Linked DNA regions of Homo sapiens: region 2 is linked to region 1. Evidence: read pairs that join two places in POLR2A ChIA-PET (ENCODE). Cell type or tissue: PC-9. All regions are shown on one strand. Links, peaks and the distances in the headings refer to the core of each region. The heading gives the core; the rest is flanking DNA. Region 1 has its middle 52 kb from the start of MAOA. Region 2 overlaps MAOA (monoamine oxidase A).

Evidence for each region. Peaks named below come from ENCODE experiments on the same cell type or tissue, not always from the same donor. Only the 100,000 strongest peaks of a DNase experiment are listed, where the experiment ranks them.
Region 2: POLR2A ChIA-PET joins it to region 1 with 7 read pairs; 2 of 35 experiments call an interaction of 5 or more read pairs at or near these places.

What each region holds. Positions count from the first base shown.
Region 1 is chrX:43,598,962-43,608,738 of GRCh38, forward strand. No RefSeq gene overlaps it. Among named protein-coding and RNA genes, the nearest start is that of MAOA, 52 kb to the right of the region's middle. In PC-9, for the core only: no CTCF peak of the experiment used is centred there; a DNase peak (open chromatin) is centred at 5,240; H3K27ac peaks cover 485 bases.
Region 2 is chrX:43,735,971-43,745,747 of GRCh38, forward strand. MAOA (monoamine oxidase A) reads left to right here. Exons shown (of 15, transcript NM_000240.4): 10 at 257-310; 11 at 4,711-4,768; 12 at 5,980-6,077; 13 at 7,824-7,935; 14 at 8,139-8,201; 15 at 8,397-9,777. The coding sequence ends at 8,543. Among named protein-coding and RNA genes, the nearest start is that of MAOA, 85 kb to the left of the region's middle. In PC-9, for the core only: no CTCF peak of the experiment used is centred there; no DNase peak of the experiment used is centred there.

The DNA.
Region 1 (9,777 bases), core at 3,764-6,263:
AGCAGAGGGAGCAGGTGAGCTACGGTGTAGGTTCAATACATCCTAGTTCAATTCAGTGGAGATCTCTGAAGAGAACATTGCCCATTAGAGTTGTCTCCCATTAGGCCAAAATAACAGGGCCTTTATACCTCTGCCTCACTCAGTCATTGAATGCTTGCTACCCTGGAAGGACTCAACCTCCAACAGGGCTGCTCTCTGCAGATGAGGCAGATTCTGAAGGACTGACAGCCGGAAACTGCCTGCTGACTATACTTCTCACAGCTGGGTAATAAATCCTTCCTTGAAGGAGAATCTAGCGGGTATATCTCTGTGCCTAACACAGAACCAGATAGATCTTTCCTTCTGGGGTAGCGTGTGGTTTTCCTGACAGAGAAGAAAGAGTATTCAGACTGAGAGATTTGAAAGAAATCGTTCTTGGGAAGAAGAGGCCCAACCTGAGGGTGAAAAGGCCAATTAGGAGTTAAGGGAAGCTGGGAGAGATTGGCCTTCTCCAAGGGAAGACCTATGTCTTTGGGAGCATCCCTTGGGAGATGGAAAGCAAAGTCTAATGCAGCTAGAACTTTAATTTGTATCTCCCTCTCTATACCTCTTTTCTAAAAATGCTTTATCCCTGTAGGAACAGGGTGTAGAGGCAGAGTATCCAGAGCAAATAGGTCTGTTGTATTCTATCCCCCATTCCTTGCCTAAGGAGAAAGGAGAGTACATCTGCTGACTAACTGGACCAGATCTCTGAGAGCACAGAGGTGATTTCCAGTCCTGGAAAGCTTCCCACAGTTAAGCCCGAGGCAGAAGAAAGAACCAAGACATAAGATAATTTTTCTGGAGAGAACATATGCAGAAAAGACCAAGCCTTTTGACTATGTTCATAGATTAGCAAATGATGGCTCCTAAGAAAGAAGGAAGGGACTCCAGAAAACTCCTGATTTTGTAACAAACTTCCCACATTGTGGAGTGAAGTAGCTTTTTCTGAAATGTTTACCTAGGAACCAGAATATATTTTTAATCGACCTAAGTTTTGAGTTTTTCAGTTCAGTCACAGGTTCCTACCAATGGTGGCTGGATTAGTCAGGAAACAGTAACAAATAAAACCTAAAATCTCAGTGGTTTAACATGACAACAAATTATTTCTGACTCACATATGATCAGCACAGTCAATGGGGGACTGTGCTACACAATCAGTCACCCAAGTCTTGGAAGCTCCACCATCTTGAATATATACCATTCGGAAAACATGGCCTTCACCCACTTCCACCACACACAACCCATTACCTAGAATCCAGTTACATGGCTGAAATTTCAAAGCAAGTGAATTTGGAGACTGTAACTTTCCTATTTATCCAGACAGTGGAAAATGAAATGGGATTTGGTGAGCATATAGCATTGTTTCTAGCACAATAAGGAACAGCTGGCTGTCTGGTTTTGCAGAAAAGCCTGGTGAACCTTACAAACCCTTTCTCAGTTGGTTCTTACTTTTATCTGGGCTAAATAATCCTGGACTTGGAAACACATACAGGCAACACAGAACAACTGCTTTTGAGAAGAGGATATTAAACTACACTTCTGAGATGAATTGGTACCCAGAGTTTATTGCCTTAGCTTATTAATAAACCTTCAAGCAGTTAGGGTAAAGAAATGATGAGTACAGCTGAAAAACCATTATAATATTTTCAGGTTCAAATATTTTAGAAATAGTCTTCACAATTTTAAGAAAACCAGAATCAGTAGAGGACTGATGTGCTCTGTCAAAACACCAAGGAGTAACATAAACATCCTTCTATAGTCTCCAGAAATTATTTCTTACAGAAAGTAAGATAAGGCCAGGTGCAGTGGCTCACGCCTGTAATCCCAGTACTTTGAGAGGTTGAGGCAAGTGGATCACCTGAGGTCAGGAGTTCGAGACCATCCTGGCCAACATGGAGAAACCCTGTCCCTACTAAAAATACAAAAATTAGCCGGGTGTGGTGATATGCACCTGTCATCCCAGCTACTCGGGAGGCTGAGGCAGGAGAATCGCTTGAACCCGGGAGGCAGAGGCGTCAGTGAGCCAAGACCCCGCCTTTGCACTCCAGCCTGGGCAACAAGGGCAAAACTCCGTCTCAAAACAATAAAAAAAGTAAGATAAAGTAGTTCCCTGGGGTTGTTTCTGTGGATTCTTTTAAAAAAACATGAAAAAGCAGACTGTTTCCAGAACATTCATGACATCTAAACCCATGGATAAATACAGCATCTGAATATCTTTTATTCATTCCATCTTTTGCTCAGTTCAATAAAACCATGACTTATTAGCAAACAGGTACCATAAATTGCATCATTGAAATGAGTAGATAACTTACCTTTAGTCTACAAATGTTTATTGAATATGTATTATGTGTGGGGCAGTTTCCTCTGGAGCTATAACAGTGATCATAACAGAAAAATTCCCTGCCCACTTAAAGATTACATTTTAATGGATAAAATCAAACAAACAAAGAATTTAGTAAAGCAAACATTGTGTCAGAAAGTTGTAAGTGCTATAGAGAAAAAACAGAGCAAGGAAGAAGGATGGAACTTGAGATAGGGGTTGTCACTGCTCAGAGAATTACTTGGGGATTAGTTTCTGGGAGAATAGAAAAGAAATGATGGGTTTCTTATGGGTACTGCCATAAACAGGGACAAAGATCATGGTGAGACTTTTTAAAAGTGTTTATTTTAGGTTAGGGGTACATGTGAAGCTTTATTACACAGGTAAACTCATGTCAAGGGGGTTTGTTGTATGAATTATTTCATCACCCAGGTATTAAGCCCAGTACATAATAGTTATCTTTTCTGTTCCTCTCCCTCCTCCCACTCTCCACCCTCAAATAGACCAGTGTCTGCTGTTTCCTTCTTTGTGTTCATAAATTCTCATCACTTAGTTCCCACTTATAAGTGAGAATATGCAGCATTTGGTTTTCTCTTCCTGCATTAGTTTGCTGAGGATAACAGCCTCCAGCTCCGTTTAAAGGACATGATCTCATTTCTTTTTATGGCTGCATAGTACTCCATGGTGTATATGTACCACATTTTCTTTATCCAATCTGTCATTGATGGGCATTTAGATTGATTCCATGCCTTTGCTATTGTGAATTGTGCTGCAATGAACATTCACATGCCTGTGTCTTTATGGTAAAATGATTTATATTCCTCTGAGTATATACCCAGTAACGGGATTGGTAGGTTAAATGATAGTTCTGCTTTTAGCATTTTGAGGAATCACCATACTGCTTTCCACAATGGCTGAATTAATGTATACTCCCAAAGATCATGGTGAGATTATTCTTGATTCCCTCAAGGCAAACAGTGGTAGTAAAGCTGTAATGAGTGGAGAGATGGAAGTCTTGCCAGAAACACACAGAGATCTGGTCTCCCTTTTCATTCCTGCCAGTGATGACATGGAGACTGGGGAGTAGATGATTGTAACTAGAGAATGTAGACCTCTGGGACTCCATCTGCACTCTTGCTCTCTATTGATGGAACTGTGAATTTCTTAAAACCTCTTATCTATTGAGACTTGTCAACTTAAAAATCACAAATTTATAAATTTAGAAAAGAGACTTTGTTTTGTATAAAGGTTTATAGTCTGCAGGGCGGCCATTCCACAGGCTGGGAAGTATGGCCTTCAGTAGAGACCAGAAATAGGCACTTTGAGGGAGGGGAGGGTGGAAGAGGAACTTACGTTGAACAGGTTGGCCAAGTATATATATTTAACAGGTTATAGCAGGAGCTATGAATATTCACAAAGGGGATCCTGACACATGGGTATTCAACAAACATGTATGTGACATACAACCCAAGTTCATGTTAGGGTAGAGACTTAACATTTAAATGAATTACTATTAGGCCCTATACATCAAAAGCTAAAGCAGGGACATGGAGGCAATCAGGTGTGCAGCCTCTGTAAACAAACGAGAACCAGTCTATGATTGGTGGTCTCTCATCAGAAGAAAGTTACTGAAATCATTCTCCTTCATGGCTTTTGGTATAAGAGGTTAGTTAGTCAGTGCCTGGCGGTGGATGAGCCACAAATGTTTAAAAATTGTTTATCTCAGGCCATGTGCGGTGACTCACGCCTGTAATTGAAACACTTTGGGAGGCTAAGGCAGGCAGATCGCCTGAGGTCAGAAGTTCAAGACCAACCTGGCCAACATGATGAAACCCTGTCTCTACCAAAAATACAAAACCTAGCCAGGTGTGGTGGTGTGAACCTGTAATCCCAGCTACTTGGCGGGGCTGAGGCAAGAGAATCGCTTGAACCCGGGAGGTGGAGGTTGCAGTGAGCTGAGATTGCACCACTGCACTCCAGCCTGGGCGATAGAGTGAGACTCAGTCTCAAAAAAAAAAAAAAATTGTGTATCTCAAGGCCAGTGCTTGTTTAGCTACTAGTGAAAAAGAAAAATGTTGTGGCAGATAGAACATAGTTTATTCTTTAAGTGTGGTGGTGCGTGACTTAACCCTTGCCTGGCATGTTTATAATTTGGTATCTTATTGTCACAAAGACCCCGTTCTATCAATCTTATGATCTCTATTTAACACTATTGTTGGTTAATTGTTGTGTCTAAACCACAAAAGGGAGGGAATATAACAAACTGTGTCCAACCTCTTGTCACATCATGACTGGGAACTCAATTTTTAAAATTTCTCTGGGGTCCCCTTGGCCAGTCCATTCAGTGGTTGGGAGGTATAGGATCTTATTTTTAGTTCTCAGATTCAATACATGTTGAATGAATCAATCTCTATGAAATGCATTTTTAAATGTATGGTATGAGCAATCTATAGCAATCTAAAAAGTAGTTTGGTGCCAGGCATGGTGGCTCACGCCTGTAATTCCAGCACTTTGGGAGGCCGAGGCAGGTGGACCACGAGGTCAGGAGATCGAGACCATCCTGGTGAACACTGTGAAACCCCGTTTCTACTAAAAATACAAAAAAAAATTACCTGGGCTTGGTGGCTGGCGCCTGTAGTCCCAGCTACTCGGGAGGCTGAGGCAGGAGAATGGCATGAACCCAGGAGGTAGAGCTTGCAGTGAGCAGAGACTGTGCCACGGCACTCCAGCCTGGGTGACAGAGTGAGACTCCATCTCAAAAAAAAAAAAAAAGTAGTTTGGTAATTGTGGTGGCTTTATAATGTGTCGACTTAGCTACACTGAACTACATTTCCCAGAATTCTCTTTATTGTATGTTTCCTGTTGCCATCAGCCGCAAGGGAGATTCTGGGAAGATTTGGAGCTTAGACAGGAAACAGTAGCCATTTTGTAGCTCACACAAGTTGTTGCTAATCTGCTGACTCATGTGTTGATGTGAAGTAGTGGCTGAACCAGCAACTTCTCTACCTTCCCTGGATCCTCCTTCAGCTTTTCCAATTCCTATATGTGTGTTTACCTCCATGATGAAGCAGAACACTCACACCATTAAGGTCAGAACTGACATGGATTTCAGTCTCTCCTTATGAGATCCCAGACTGCATTTTCCCTTCCCCACTTTACAGTTATCTTTTCTCATGACACACTGCTCTGTGGACTTAACATTCTAACATCAGATACAAAGAAACACAGACATACACACACACACACACACACACACACACACACACACACACACATCCTTGTGGCTCTGTCTCTCTAGTTGAACCATAATGGATACAAATATTTTAATTATTAACATCCCCAGGGAGTTAAGAGAAAATATTGCATCTGTGAAACAAGACTAGGGTACTACAATGGAAAAACCACTTAGAAAATAACAATCAAAAAAAGTTATTAGAAGTGAAAAACATGATAGCAAAAATTTCAAAAACCAACAGAAGATTTGGAAAACAGAGATGAAGAAATCTCAGAAATAAGAGCAAAAAAAATATGTCTTCCACCTTATACTCTCTCTCAGGCTCTTCTTGCTTGTTTGCTCTTATGAAGCCAGCTGCCATGTTATAAGCTGTCATATGGAGAGGCCCATATGACAGGAACTGAGAATGGCCTCCAGTCAACAGCCAGCAAGGAACTGAGGCCCTCAATCTAACAGCTCACAAGGAACTGAGTCCTGACAGCAACCACATGTGTGAATTTGGAATTGGCTCTTCCTCCAGTAGAGCCTTGAGATGACTGTGGCCACAGCTGACACCTTGATTGAGGCTCATGAGAGACTCTGAGCCAGAGGCACCCAGGTAAGCTGCATTCAGATTCCTGATCCACATAAACTAGAAAATAATAAATGTTTGCTGTTTTAAGCTGCTAAGTTTTAGGGTAATTTGTTATGCAGCAATAGATAATTAATATGCTGATAGTGGATGATCGATAATCTAAAATTAGTTATTTCTATTCAGAAGTTCTAAGTGAAATATTATCACTGTTATTACAGACTTGTATCCCAATGGAATCGTGTGCAGGTTAGGTGGAAAGCATTAGTGTTTTGGAGTATAATAAAGTATGTAAACGTCGTTCTACTCTCTCTCCCTGCCTAAAAGTATCATAGAGTAAACGTGGCAGTGAATAAGACATTCTCAGAAGAGGAAGGTGAGTTTCCATGGGTCCTGGACTAACATGAGAATTTGGCAAGGCTGGGAATCCTGAAATCGAAACAAAGAAGTGTTTGTCTGTAATTAGGCTTTCCTAGAAAGTTTTCAGAAGTGACTAACTCACATCCTGATATACCAAGATACCTAACCCTATGTGAAGTGTGTCATTATTAGGACTGTGTATAAGTGTATGTAGTACTGCCTTACTATAACTTACAAACCACTGAGAAGGGCCAAGGCCCTCCAGTTTCAGAATTAGGCTTAATTCTTGGATTATTCTTCTTTTATTGTATGTTTTTAAAGAAATATCAGAACTATTAAATACCAATAAAAATTTTGAAAAATAAACATAACTATTATATATCATTTAAAAATTTTTAAATAAAAAATAATTGTTCTGTATTTAGGAAACATTCCATAAAAGCAATGACAACTGTGGTATTTAGATAATGGTTCAAGGATTTCTGGGTAAAAAATGTGTCATATAGAGTTGCTTTTCTAACTTTCAAATGGAGATTTCATATTGTAATGAGTCTTTTATGCATGTTTAAGGATTTTAAAATATAGAGGATGTGGAAAATGAAGAAGATGAAATGAAATCTACATTGTTGAGCTCCAACAGAATTAGTAGTTTTAGATTAGAAAGTGTCTTTCTGTATGTGATATTTTTGGGTCAGTATTTTACCAAGATTATGCAATGCTCACTTACTATTGATTTTTTAGTATCTATCTTGTTGTTTCAAATCTATGACTTGCTAAGGGATAGGCCAAATTAGCAAGTAAAAATGCATGTAAATAATTATAGGAAAATATAATAAAAATTGATTTCAATAACTTAAAACTCTCTAAACACAGAACTGTCAAATTTACTTTTTTATTTTAATTTTATTTTTATTTATAATTTTTTATTTTAATTTTTGTAAGTACATAGTAGGTGTTTATATTTGTAAGACACGAGATGTTTTGATACAGGAATGCAATGCATAATAATCACATCATGTAAAATGGGGTATGCATCCCTGCAAGCATTCATCCTTGTTGTTACAAACAATCCAATTATACTCTTACAGTTCTTTTTAAATGTACAACTAAATTATTAGTTTCTATAGTCACCCTGTTGTGCTATCAAATGCTAGAACTTATTATTCTTTCTACCTATTTTTTTGTACCCATTAACCATCCCACCTCCCTCCCCACCATCCACCACTGTATTTCCCAACCTCTGGTTCTCATCCTTCTACTCTCTATCTCCATGAGTTCAATTGTTTTGATTTTTAGATGCCACAAATAAGTGAAAACATGCAAAGTTTGTCTTTCTGTATGTGGTTTATTTCACTTAGCATAACGACCCCCAGTTCCATCCATGTAGTTGCAAGTCACAGGATCTCATTCTTTTTTTACGGCTGAATAGTACTTCATTGTGTATATGTACCACATTTTCTTTATCCATTCATTTGTTGTTAGACACTTTGGTTGCTTCCAAAGTTTGGCTATTGTGAACAGAGCTGCAACAAACATGGGAGTGCAGATATCTCTTTGATATACTGATTTCCTTTCTTTTAGTTATATACCCAGCAGTGAGATTGCTGGATCATACAGTAGCTCTATTTTTAGTTGTTTGAGGAACCTCTAAACAATTCTCCATAATAGTTATACTAATTTACATTCTCACCAATGGTGTGAGAGGGTTCCCTTTTTCCACATCCTTACCAGCATTTGTTATCACCTGTCTTTTGTATAAAAGCCATTTTAACTGGGGTGAGATGATATCTCATTGTAGTTTTGATTTGCATTTATCTGATGATCAATGATGTTGAGCGGCTTTTCGTGTGCCTGTTTGACATATGTATGTCTTCTTTTGAGAAATGTCTATTCAAATCTTTCACCTTTTTTCTTTTTCTTTCTTTCTTTTTTTTTTTTTTTTTTTTTTTTTTGGGACAGTATCTCTCTGTTGCCCAGGCTGGAGTGCAGTGGCACGATCTTGGCTCACTGCAACCTCCGCCTCCCAGGCTCAAGAGATTCTCATGCCTCAGCTTCCTGAGTAGCTGGGATTACAGGCGTCCACCACCACAACCAGCTAATTTTTGTATATTTAGTAGAGATGAGGTTTCACCATGTTGTCCAGAATGGTCTTGAACTTCTTAACTCAAGTGATCCACCTACCTCAGCCTCCCAAAATGCTGAGATTACAGTCATGAGCCACTGTGCCTGGCTTTCACCCATTTTTTAATCAGATTATTAGATTTTTTTCCTATAGAGTTTTTTGAGCTCCTTATATATTCTGACTATTAATACCTTGTCAGATGAGCAATTTGGTTAGGTGAATTCCTAGGTATTTAACTTTATGTGTGGTTATTGTAAATGGAATTACTTTTTAAATTTTTTTCACATTGTTTATTGTTGGCATATAGAAATGCTACTGATTTTTGTATGTTGATTTTGTACCCTGCAACTTTACTGAATTTTTAAGTTCTAATAGTTTTTTTTGGTGGAGTTTTGAGATTTTTCCAAATATAAGATAATATCATCTACAAACAAGGATAATTTGACCTCTTCCTTTTCAATTTGTATGCCCTTTATTTCATTCTCTTGTCTGATTGCTCCAGCTAGGACTTCCAGTACCATGTTGAATAACAGTGGTGAAAGTGAGCATCCTCGTCATGTTCCCTACCTTAGAGGAAAGGCTTTCAGTTTTTCCCCATTCAGTATTATACTAGCAGTGGGTCTGTAGCATATGGCTTTTATGATGTTGAATTATGTTCCTATTATACCCAGTTTTTTAGGGTTTTTATCATGAAGGTTGTTGAATTTTATCAAATGCTTTTTCATCATCAATTGAAATGATCATATGGTCTTTGTCATTCATTCTGTTGATGTGATGCATCACACTGATTGATTTCTGTATGTTGAACCATCCTTGCATCCCAGGGATAAATCCCACTTGGTCATGATGAATGATCTTTTTAATATGCTGTTAAATTAAGTTTGCCAGTATTTTGTTGAGAATTTTTCCAACAACGTTCATTATGGATATTGGATTATAGTTTTCTTTTTTTGATGCATGCTTGTCTGGCTTTGGTATCAGGATAGTACTTGCCTTGTAGGATGAGTTTAGAAGTATTGCCTCCCCCTCTATTTTTCAGGATAGTTTGAGTAGGATTGGTATTAGTTCTTCTTTAAATGTTTGGTAGAATTCAGCAGTAAAGCCCTCAGGTCCCTGGCTTTTCTTTACTGGGTGACTTTTTATTATGG
Region 2 (9,777 bases), core at 3,606-6,105, 140 kb after region 1:
CAAAAACCATGTTAAACTTTAGAAGTAAAATATTGAATAGGAGGTCACCTGTCGTGTAGGGGATCACAGCCTAGCAGGGGTTTTGGACACACAGGCAGACCAAAGACAATATGGCATTTGCCCTACTAGAGGAGGAGGGTCTGAGAGAGTTCATTTCATGCTGAATAGCTACAGGTTAAGAATACTTCAGAAAGAAAGGGCAGCTCTTAAAATAAACAGCTGTAACCTGATCATTCAATGTAACCTCTCTCTCCAGCTTCATTCTTGCCCGGAAAGCTGATCGACTTGCTAAGCTACATAAGGAAATAAGGTAAGAATTTATAACTGAAAAATAGATGAAAAAGTTAGCTTTGTATTTTGTTTTTGCACTGACAGTAGTAGAATAACATGAGGAAAAACACAGTACTTCACAAATATTCTCAAAATTCCAACAAACCAACCTTTTGTATTTTGCTACAGCCCTCTTGACCTAGCCCTTGCCCGTGTGCATATATTAATTTTACATGTTCGTGTTTATTTTACAGTAGTTAAGAGGTAGGATTTCCCTGAGAGATGGATGGATAAAAATCATAGAAAATATTAGCTGTGAAAAATGCTGTAGAAACCGAATCCCAATCCTCTTTCAAGGCCATAATCTTTTTCTAAGATTCTCTGACATGGACTTTCTAAAAAGTATATTTTAACCTGTAGCAACTTTTGTACATGAAAATATTCACTACTGCTTATCTGGGACACAGTTCTGATGTTCCCTTATCTGAAAGCTTCCTAGTATAAAATTTATTTTAGGACAGTGGTTTTTTTTTTTTTCTTTCTTTCTCCCTTTCTCTTCCTGTCATGGTATATTTGTTTTGTTTTGTTTTGGAATCCTTTGTTCAATTAAAGTCTTACCTGAAGAGGTAAGCCTTTTAACATCAGAGTTATTTGGCTGTTGGAGGGTTGCCTCTGGGTAGCCCTAAATCCTCTGCTAGCTTTTAAAGAGGTCCAATACATACACAAAAATATAGACTTTTCTCTGAATGTAATTTAAAAAATTAAACAGCTAACCCATTAGCAGCCGTTGCTTTGGGAGTTACTCTGATGACTTTAGAAGTGGGGGAAAGGCTGCAGAATGAGTTCCTACATGTGCACACGGATTTGTTTATTTGAATCTCATGGTTTGCAGGTAAGCTTTACATGGAAGAAACTCCCAGTTTCAATTAGCAGGTTCTTCTCTGTTCACTGTAAGTGGTAAATGGTTGAATCTCAACAATCATGGGATTCAAACAACCATGAGATTGTGGAATCTCATGGTTGTTAAAAATAAACTCTACTCACTCAATGGAGGAGGGATTTGGGGTCCAGTGATGGGGAATGATTTGTTCAAGCCTCCATAGCTAGTGTCTTAGTGCATTTGTGATACTGTAACAAAGTGCCTGAAACTGGGTAATTTATGAAGAATAGAAATTTATTTCTCACAGTTCTAGAGGCTGGGAAGTCCAAGATTATGATGCCAACAGATTCAATTCAGTGTTTGGTGAGAACCTGTTCCGTAGGTAGCACTTTCTCATGGTGCCCTCACATGGCAGAAAAGGCAGAAGGAGGAAGGACAAAAAGTGATGAAGGTGGTATCCTCACTTGGAGGAAGGCAGAAGGGCAGAAAGGGCCTAGCTAGTTCCCTCCAGCCCATTTATAAGGGCACTAATCTATTCATGAGAGCAGAATCTTCCTGATTTCATCATTTCCGCAGAGACCCCACCTCAAAATACCATCACCTTGGAGGTTAAGTTCCAACATTTAAATTTTGGAGGGACACATACATTCAAATCATCGCAGCTAGCTTGTGACAAAAAGTCTGGAGTAGCATATAGCGCATACTTTTTCATTACACCACACTAAGCTGACATTTTCTTTTGGATTTCCTGCTTTCCCTCCTTATTAATAGTAAAATAAATACCAGCCTGTAGGTAGACATTTGGTTATGATTCCACACAGTGGCTGAACTTCTCAAAAGTTCTTGTAAGGCAAAACCCTTACTAAATATGTCATTGACAAAAACAGTGGTTCCCAGATCTGACTGCATCAAAATATCCCAAAAGATGTTTGGAAAATATGTTTTTATAAGACCTATAGATTGTGATTGAGTAGGTTTGAGGTGGGGCCTGTGTATTTGTATTTTTCAACAAGCTTTTCAGGTGATTATGATAAGCAACCAGATTTAGAAACCAGTGAATAAGTTCAACGAGATGATTTGCACAGTGGCCTCTTTTATTCATCACTTAGGTTCTGTTATTTTTAGAGCCAAATTAATCAATCAGTGCATTGTTTTAACATCCTTGCCTTACATATCTTTTCCAAAAATTTTTAATTTTAAAGGGAAGAAGGGAAAGGGAAAGATAATTTCCTATGTTTGTGTGAACACATCCTTGGCTCTTCTAATAATATGAAATACAGTAAATAATGACTTGTAACTATTATAATTGTTTTTAACATTCATGAATGAAAACTAACTACAATGTGGGTTGATTGGATTTCAGGTTTCACTCTGCTTTAATAAAAATTTTATTACACATCCAGAAAGTAAGTTAAGCAGGCCTGGCGCATTGGCTCACACCTGTAATCCCAACACTTTGGGAGGCTGAGGCAGGCAGACTGCTTGAGTGCAGAGGTTGAAGACCAGCTTGGGCAACATAGAGAAACCGTCTCCACAAAAAAATAAAAAAATTAGCCAGGCCTGGTGACATGTATCTGTAGTCCCAGCAACTTGGGAGGCTGAGGCGAGAGGATCACCTGAGTCCAGGGAGGTTAAGGCTGCAGTGAGCCATAATCGTGCCACTGCATTCCAGCTTGGGTGACAGAGTGAGACCCTATCTCAGAAATAATAATAACAGTAATAAGTTAAGTACTGTTGAGCTTTTTTAGAATAATCATTGCCGATACTTTCATTTTCTAATTAACTTGAAATGTCTGAATTATTGCTTGTAACACCCTTGTGAAGTAGGTGTTAGAATCAGTCATCTCTTCATAGACTAGGCAAAGAGTAGGCTGAGGATGGGTTTTGACTGAACAAATATTTATTGAGTACCTACTATGGGCAGATTACTCAGAAGGGTAATAGCCTTACCCTGCTATTAATTAGCTGAGCAAAATCAAACAGATCTCTGCAGCTCCCTGAGCCTCGGTTTCCTCATCTCTGAAATGAGGGGCTTGAATCAGGCTGAGAGAGACAGACAGACAGACAGTAGTCTTGAGACTTCTTCCCATTCTTCTTTTCCTTTATGACTTTTTATGTATAATGTGAGCAGCTCTTTGAAGGAAGCCAAACTTCCTCTGACTATCCTGAAATTTAACTATCCACCTAAATATCCATCTAATGTTGCATGACATCATCTCAGGAGTGGCATTTGTCTCTCCCTTAAACCTTCCATGGAAAATGGTAACAATAAGCAAAGTTTATAATCTGCCTCCTCCTCCTGATTTTATACATATGAGGTGAATGTTCTGGAAGTTATAAAAATGGTTTAAGTGTGAGGATTTAGATAAATTTATAAGGTTACACTTTGTCCCATGTTATTCAGAGAAATTGGGGGCATGTCTTTAAAATATTTTCTAATGTAATTGGCAACATAAAATTGTATATTTCTAAATCTCTATTTCTTTATTACCAGTAAGCTTGAGCTCCCCCCGCCCTGCATAATTTTGTCTCTTCAGCTTTTAATACTTGTCTTACAGATTTGACTCAAACCTTTTGCCACATTTTTAAGCAAATATTTTTCCAGTTGCTTGTTATCCCTTAACAAATATTTTAGAGCATTTTCAAATGTTTAAACTATATTAAAACTATAAAAGGTAAATAGGAAAAGTATATAACTGGATCAGTGTGAACCTATGCAAACAAATCCAGAAATAAAACCATTAATTTCTAAAACAGGTGATTTTAGTAAATTAGACTTTTAAAAAAATTCACCATGAGTAGTTGTGAGTTTAAAATGTATTTCGTTTCAAAAAGAGTTTATATAAGTACAACCACTAACTTTTTCAGACATGAAAATACCATGTTCTGGGCTAGTCATTTAGATAATGAATTATGAGAATAACCAAAGGCTGTGTTTGAGGTAACATTAGCATATTTTGCCCATCCCTCAGATACACTTTGAAATACTGTGGTCCACAGACCATTCTATCAAGTGACAAATTCCTAGACTGAAATGACTGTAGATACTTTCTGTATAGCATATCTTATGTTATGCTTAAAAGATGAAATGAGCTTTATATGTTTGTAGGTAATTAAAACACAAGTATAGGATAGTTAAAAGACACCATCACTTATACTATAGACTTATAAAAGGGATCATTTTAGAACTCTACGTATTCCAGAAAAGTTATATAGAATCAGTTCCTAAGACTGGCTAAACTTAATTGAATTCATTTTTCCCATTTTTATCTCGAGAAGATATCATATTAGGTAGTGAAAGAGGCAAAAATGTAAAAAAAGAAAAGAATAATTCCATTGAATCCTCAAATTAAATGACTACTGAGGCATTGAAAGTTAATTTGAGTGCGGGGATTCATGGAAATGTTCATTTGTGCAGTTACAGAAGGCCATGGATTTTAATTTATCTGTAATAAATCTGGTTGATACCAAGAGCTCTAGAACTCACTGTATTTATTCTATACCCATCAGTTACTCCTTCCCTAACTTTATTTTTTTTTTTTTTTGGCTCTGTTTTATAGGAAGAAGAAAATCTGTGAGCTCTATGCCAAAGTGCTGGGATCCCAAGAAGCTTTACATGTAAGAAACTCCCAGCTTTAATCCCTAGCAGGTTCTTCTCTGTTCACTATAAGTAGTAAAGCAAAGCATATTCTGATTTTTTGACAGTCTTATGAAGAGAGTATAAAGCGATATGCTTAACTTGGAGGATAAACTTCAGCAGTCACAAAAGGTCATTAAAAGCTGGTATTAGGCGCATGGAATTTCTGACACAGCAACTTCTTTGGGCTGTTTAAATGTTCACTAGATAACTGGCAGCCAATTGTAATGAGAGCCTAGAGCTGCAGGGATTATGTCAAGAATGGGTGAGTTGGGTTCCTAGAACAGAAGTCCTGCCCCCAGTCAGTGTCACTTACCTGCTGCACAATTAAATTCCAGATATGTTATCATTTGTTGGTGAAGGCAAAGTAGTATGTACTTGACAAGATAGACTGAATCTAGAGTCTCTTCCCAGGTCAAAGTCATACTAATTTGTTTTTCCATGTGTGAACTCAATTCACAACTCATTTAGGAATATCAGTGCTTTCAATCCACCACTGAAAGCAATTAGGAGAATGAAATTACGTCTTTTTGAAAAAAAAAATAGAATGGCTGAGCGCTCTTTCAGGGGCTTGTCTCTAAACTGTTCAAATAATAAACTTTCTGAATGTGCCAGGGAAATTAGAGAAGGTTCTCTCATGTCCCCTAGGAAATAGTTTTCATCTTAATTGCCGCTTTTTCGTGGAATTCCCATCATACATGTTTCCAGCTTAGAAAAGTGGCTGGGAAAAAAGCCTTTCTTAGACATTTGTTTGTCTTCTGCCTCCTCCCTCCCACCCTTTCCTTAGCAATAATGCCTGATAGATGGGGAAGTAAAGTCTGTTATTAGGGACTCCAGAGATTTGAGCAGACCTTTCCACAAGCTGAATTGTTGATGGGGTTTCCTATAGACTTAGCTCTAAAGACTTCAGAATCTGCATGGATGGATGGATACCCCTCTCTCCCAGATACTGGAATACTTCATGTCTTCCCTAATCAAGAAAATGGGAAGAGCAAAGTATACATGTTTTGCCACATGGTACTTCACAAAAGGCCATTGCTTGGTACTATCATGTTTCCCCTTAAGTGAGTTAGAAAAACAGGATTTTCTTTATTTTCTTAATGTAAACTTTTTGTTAAAGCAACGATATTATTGACTCGCAGCATTTCAGCTTTGTTTTCTCTTTTGTATTTTCTTCCCCACTGAACTGCAGCCAGTGCATTATGAAGAGAAGAACTGGTGTGAGGAGCAGTACTCTGGGGGCTGCTACACGGCCTACTTCCCTCCTGGGATCATGACTCAATATGGAAGGTATTACGCAAGCACTACGCCAATTAATCCAAGACCTGTGCCAAATTTAAAAGGAAAAGCAGAGTTCAATGCAAATTCTAGAAATAGTTGTCAAAATCCCCATTTCTTATGTCCTAGATAATACTTGTATATTTCTGGATGTCCATAGAAAAATAAGGATGTCATTACATAGAACAATAGCTGTCAGCATACAGAACAATAGCAGAACAGTGGGGAGGATTTCAGATGTGAACAGTGCTTGTGAGAATGAAGCAAGCTACAGTGTCCTCCAAGGGGACTTCGTGAGCTCAACTTGACATTTAGTCTCACATGACTGCCTTAGGCTCCTTGGCACCAGTCAACACAGAAGGACATTGGATGTGTTTATCCAACACTTCTGTCTTGCCAACAGAGCAGCATCAGCAGACAGTCCTCTTCAGGGGAAGAGTCCTCACTGTATACAGTTGAGATGTGAGGAAATGACATCCACGTGGGGTGGGTCCACCTTGACCTAGAAGCCCCTTGCTCCATGGGAGCCATTATCTCTATGCTTCATAGGCATAGTGTCCGGTACCTTGCTCAGTTATAAGACTTGCTCAGTTACAAGAGACACCACACTCAGGGAAGCCCAAAGTGATAGCCTCCTACCAGGTATTTACAATTCATTTAGAGTCCTCCCAGCCTGGATGCAGTTCACTAATGTGGGGATGGGAGGGGAGGCACTTTTAGCATAAATGGTGTTGCCTCCATAGATGGCATTACACCTTCATCTGGTTTCCAGAGAAACAGAGCTAGAAAGTTAATACAAGGTCACATTTGTCCACTGAAAAGGAGGAAGTATTTATTAACCTTTTCGTTACAGGAGTTTTTAGTCTGTTTTTTTTTCTTCTTAATTGAGTCAGATCGCCTTTGTTAACAATAGCAGGATTGATGAACTGGATTAGTTCTGGTATCAAAGTAGAAGTCTAGAAGACAAGACTAAGATGAGGAATAGATGAAACCCAGGGTTCTGGAATTGGAAAAAGGAGTGCCAACGGGTTGAGATGAAGGCCATCAGGGTGGGGGGCAGGACATGCAGCTTGGGAGAGTTCATGAAACTAGCTGTGGACATGGCAGGAGTCAAAGCCAAAAAGTTGGAGGGGACAGCTGTCCATTCAGTCCAGCCCTTCTTTGTAAGAGGAGACCCATTTCCTTGCTCTCAGCCAGTCCCCAGAGAAGTTCAGAGAAGCTAACTGTACAGAGGTTGTTTTCTTAAAGAGACACACCCATATAATGTCTCAGGTCTCTCCTTTGCCAGAAATGATAGTTGACGTCCCTGTCTTCCCACCTGCCACTGCAGTTCCTCCTGACACACTGGGAGTGCCTGCAAAGCTGGATCTGTGGCTGTTTTCAAGAAGAGTGCACCTTCCCCCGAGAAAGACAGGACAGGGAGAAGAATGGACTGCCAACAGGAAACAGCAAAGAAATCTGATTTGGGGATTGAATACATGTTCTTATATTCCAGCTCTGGCTGGCTTGGAAAAGATCAACATCCCCTTTAATGATTGATGATCTGATGGCCTGATTCTCCCTGACTTGAAAGTTCAGATCCTCTATGCAGATCCAGAAAGCAAAAAGTGGCCTTTCACCTTGGGCTAAGTCATACGGGTGTTTTTTAAACAGTCTGAATTTCTGTGCCTTCTGCAGACTAAATGAGGGCAGTGATTGGCTCATTTACCCTGCCCACCTTCCCAAGTAACTCTGTGTAACCTCTTGGTTCCCTTGAAGGGTGATTCGTCAACCCGTGGGCAGGATTTTCTTTGCGGGCACAGAGACTGCCACAAAGTGGAGCGGCTACATGGAAGGGGCAGTTGAGGCTGGAGAACGAGCAGCTAGGGAGGTAAGCAGGAAAGCCCAGGCTCTCTCCCTCCCGAGTCACGGCAACGTTTTTGGCATCTGGTCTTGCTAGTTCTTGACACTGATAGAATCTGTATGTCCATTTCTCTGCCCCTCACTCATGGGGCTCATCTGTGGCTAGCAGGGCCTTGAATCTGTAGAAACTATACAGCCTCTTTTCATAATACCATGGTGACTTTCTTTCAGGTCTTAAATGGTCTCGGGAAGGTGACCGAGAAAGATATCTGGGTACAAGAACCTGAATCAAAGGTAAGTTTGGTGACTCTGGGCACTATCTCTCCTTAGACCAATCATGGAACATAAAACTCACATCTCCCTTCTTCTAGCCTCCGATTTAATTATAGATGCAACTATCCCAGGGGTCTCCATGCATGGATCTTGCAGTGTTTTGTTCCTCCTTGTCAGCATGAGTTTTTTGCTCATGATCTGTGTTCCTTCATCTAGGACGTTCCAGCGGTAGAAATCACCCACACCTTCTGGGAAAGGAACCTGCCCTCTGTTTCTGGCCTGCTGAAGATCATTGGATTTTCCACATCAGTAACTGCCCTGGGGTTTGTGCTGTACAAATACAAGCTCCTGCCACGGTCTTGAAGTTCTGTTCTTATGCTCTCTGCTCACTGGTTTTCAATACCACCAAGAGGAAAATATTGACAAGTTTAAAGGCTGTGTCATTGGGCCATGTTTAAGTGTACTGGATTTAACTACCTTTGGCTTAATTCCAATCATTGTTAAAGTAAAAACAATTCAAAGAATCACCTAATTAATTTCAGTAAGATCAAGCTCCATCTTATTTGTCAGTGTAGATCAACTCATGTTAATTGATAGAATAAAGCCTTGTGATCACTTTCTGAAATTCACAAAGTTAAACGTGATGTGCTCATCAGAAACAATTTCTGTGTCCTGTTTTTATTCCCTTCAATGCAAAATACATGATGATTTCAGAAACAAAGCATTTGACTTTCTGTCTGTGGAGGTGGAGTAGGTGAAGGCCCAGCCTGTAACTGTCCTTTTTCTTCCCTTAGGCAATGGTGAACTGTCATTACAGAGCCTAGAGGCTCACAGCCTCCTGGAGGAAGCAGCCTCCACTTTGGATCAGGAAATAGTAAAGGAAAGCAGTGTTGGGGGTAGCGGCATGCAGACCCTCAGACCAGAATGGGGACATCTTGTGGTCTGCTGCCTCAGGAATCTCCTGACCACTTGTAGTCCCTCCGACTTCTCTAGACATCTAGTCTCAGTGCTAGCTTATTTGTATTTTTCCTCTTTCACTTCTTATGGAGGAGAGTGTTTAACTGAGTTAGAATGTTGAAACTGACTTGCTGTGACTTATGTGCAGCTTTCCAGTTGAGCAGAGGAAAATAGTGGCAGGACTGTCCCCCAGGAGGACTCCCTGCTTAGCTCTGTGGGAGACCAACTACGACTGGCATCTTCTCTTCCCCCTGGAAGGCAGCTAGACACCAATGGATCCTTGTCAGTTGTAACATTCTATTTCAACTTCAGGAAAGCAGCAGTTTTCTTTTAATTTTTCCTATGACCATAAAATTAGACATACCTCTCAACTTACATATGTCTTCAACATGGTTACCTCTGCATAAATATTAGCAAAGCATGCCAATTTCTCTTAAGTACTGAAATACATATGATAAATTTGACTGTTATTTGTTGAGACTATCAAACAGAAAAGAAATTAGGGCTCTAATTTCCTTAAAGCAAGCTCACTTGCTTTAGTTGTTAAGTTTTATAAAAGACATGAAATTGAGTCATTTTATATATGAAAACTAAGTTCTCTATCTTAGGAGTAATGTCGGCCCACAAGGGTGCCCACCTC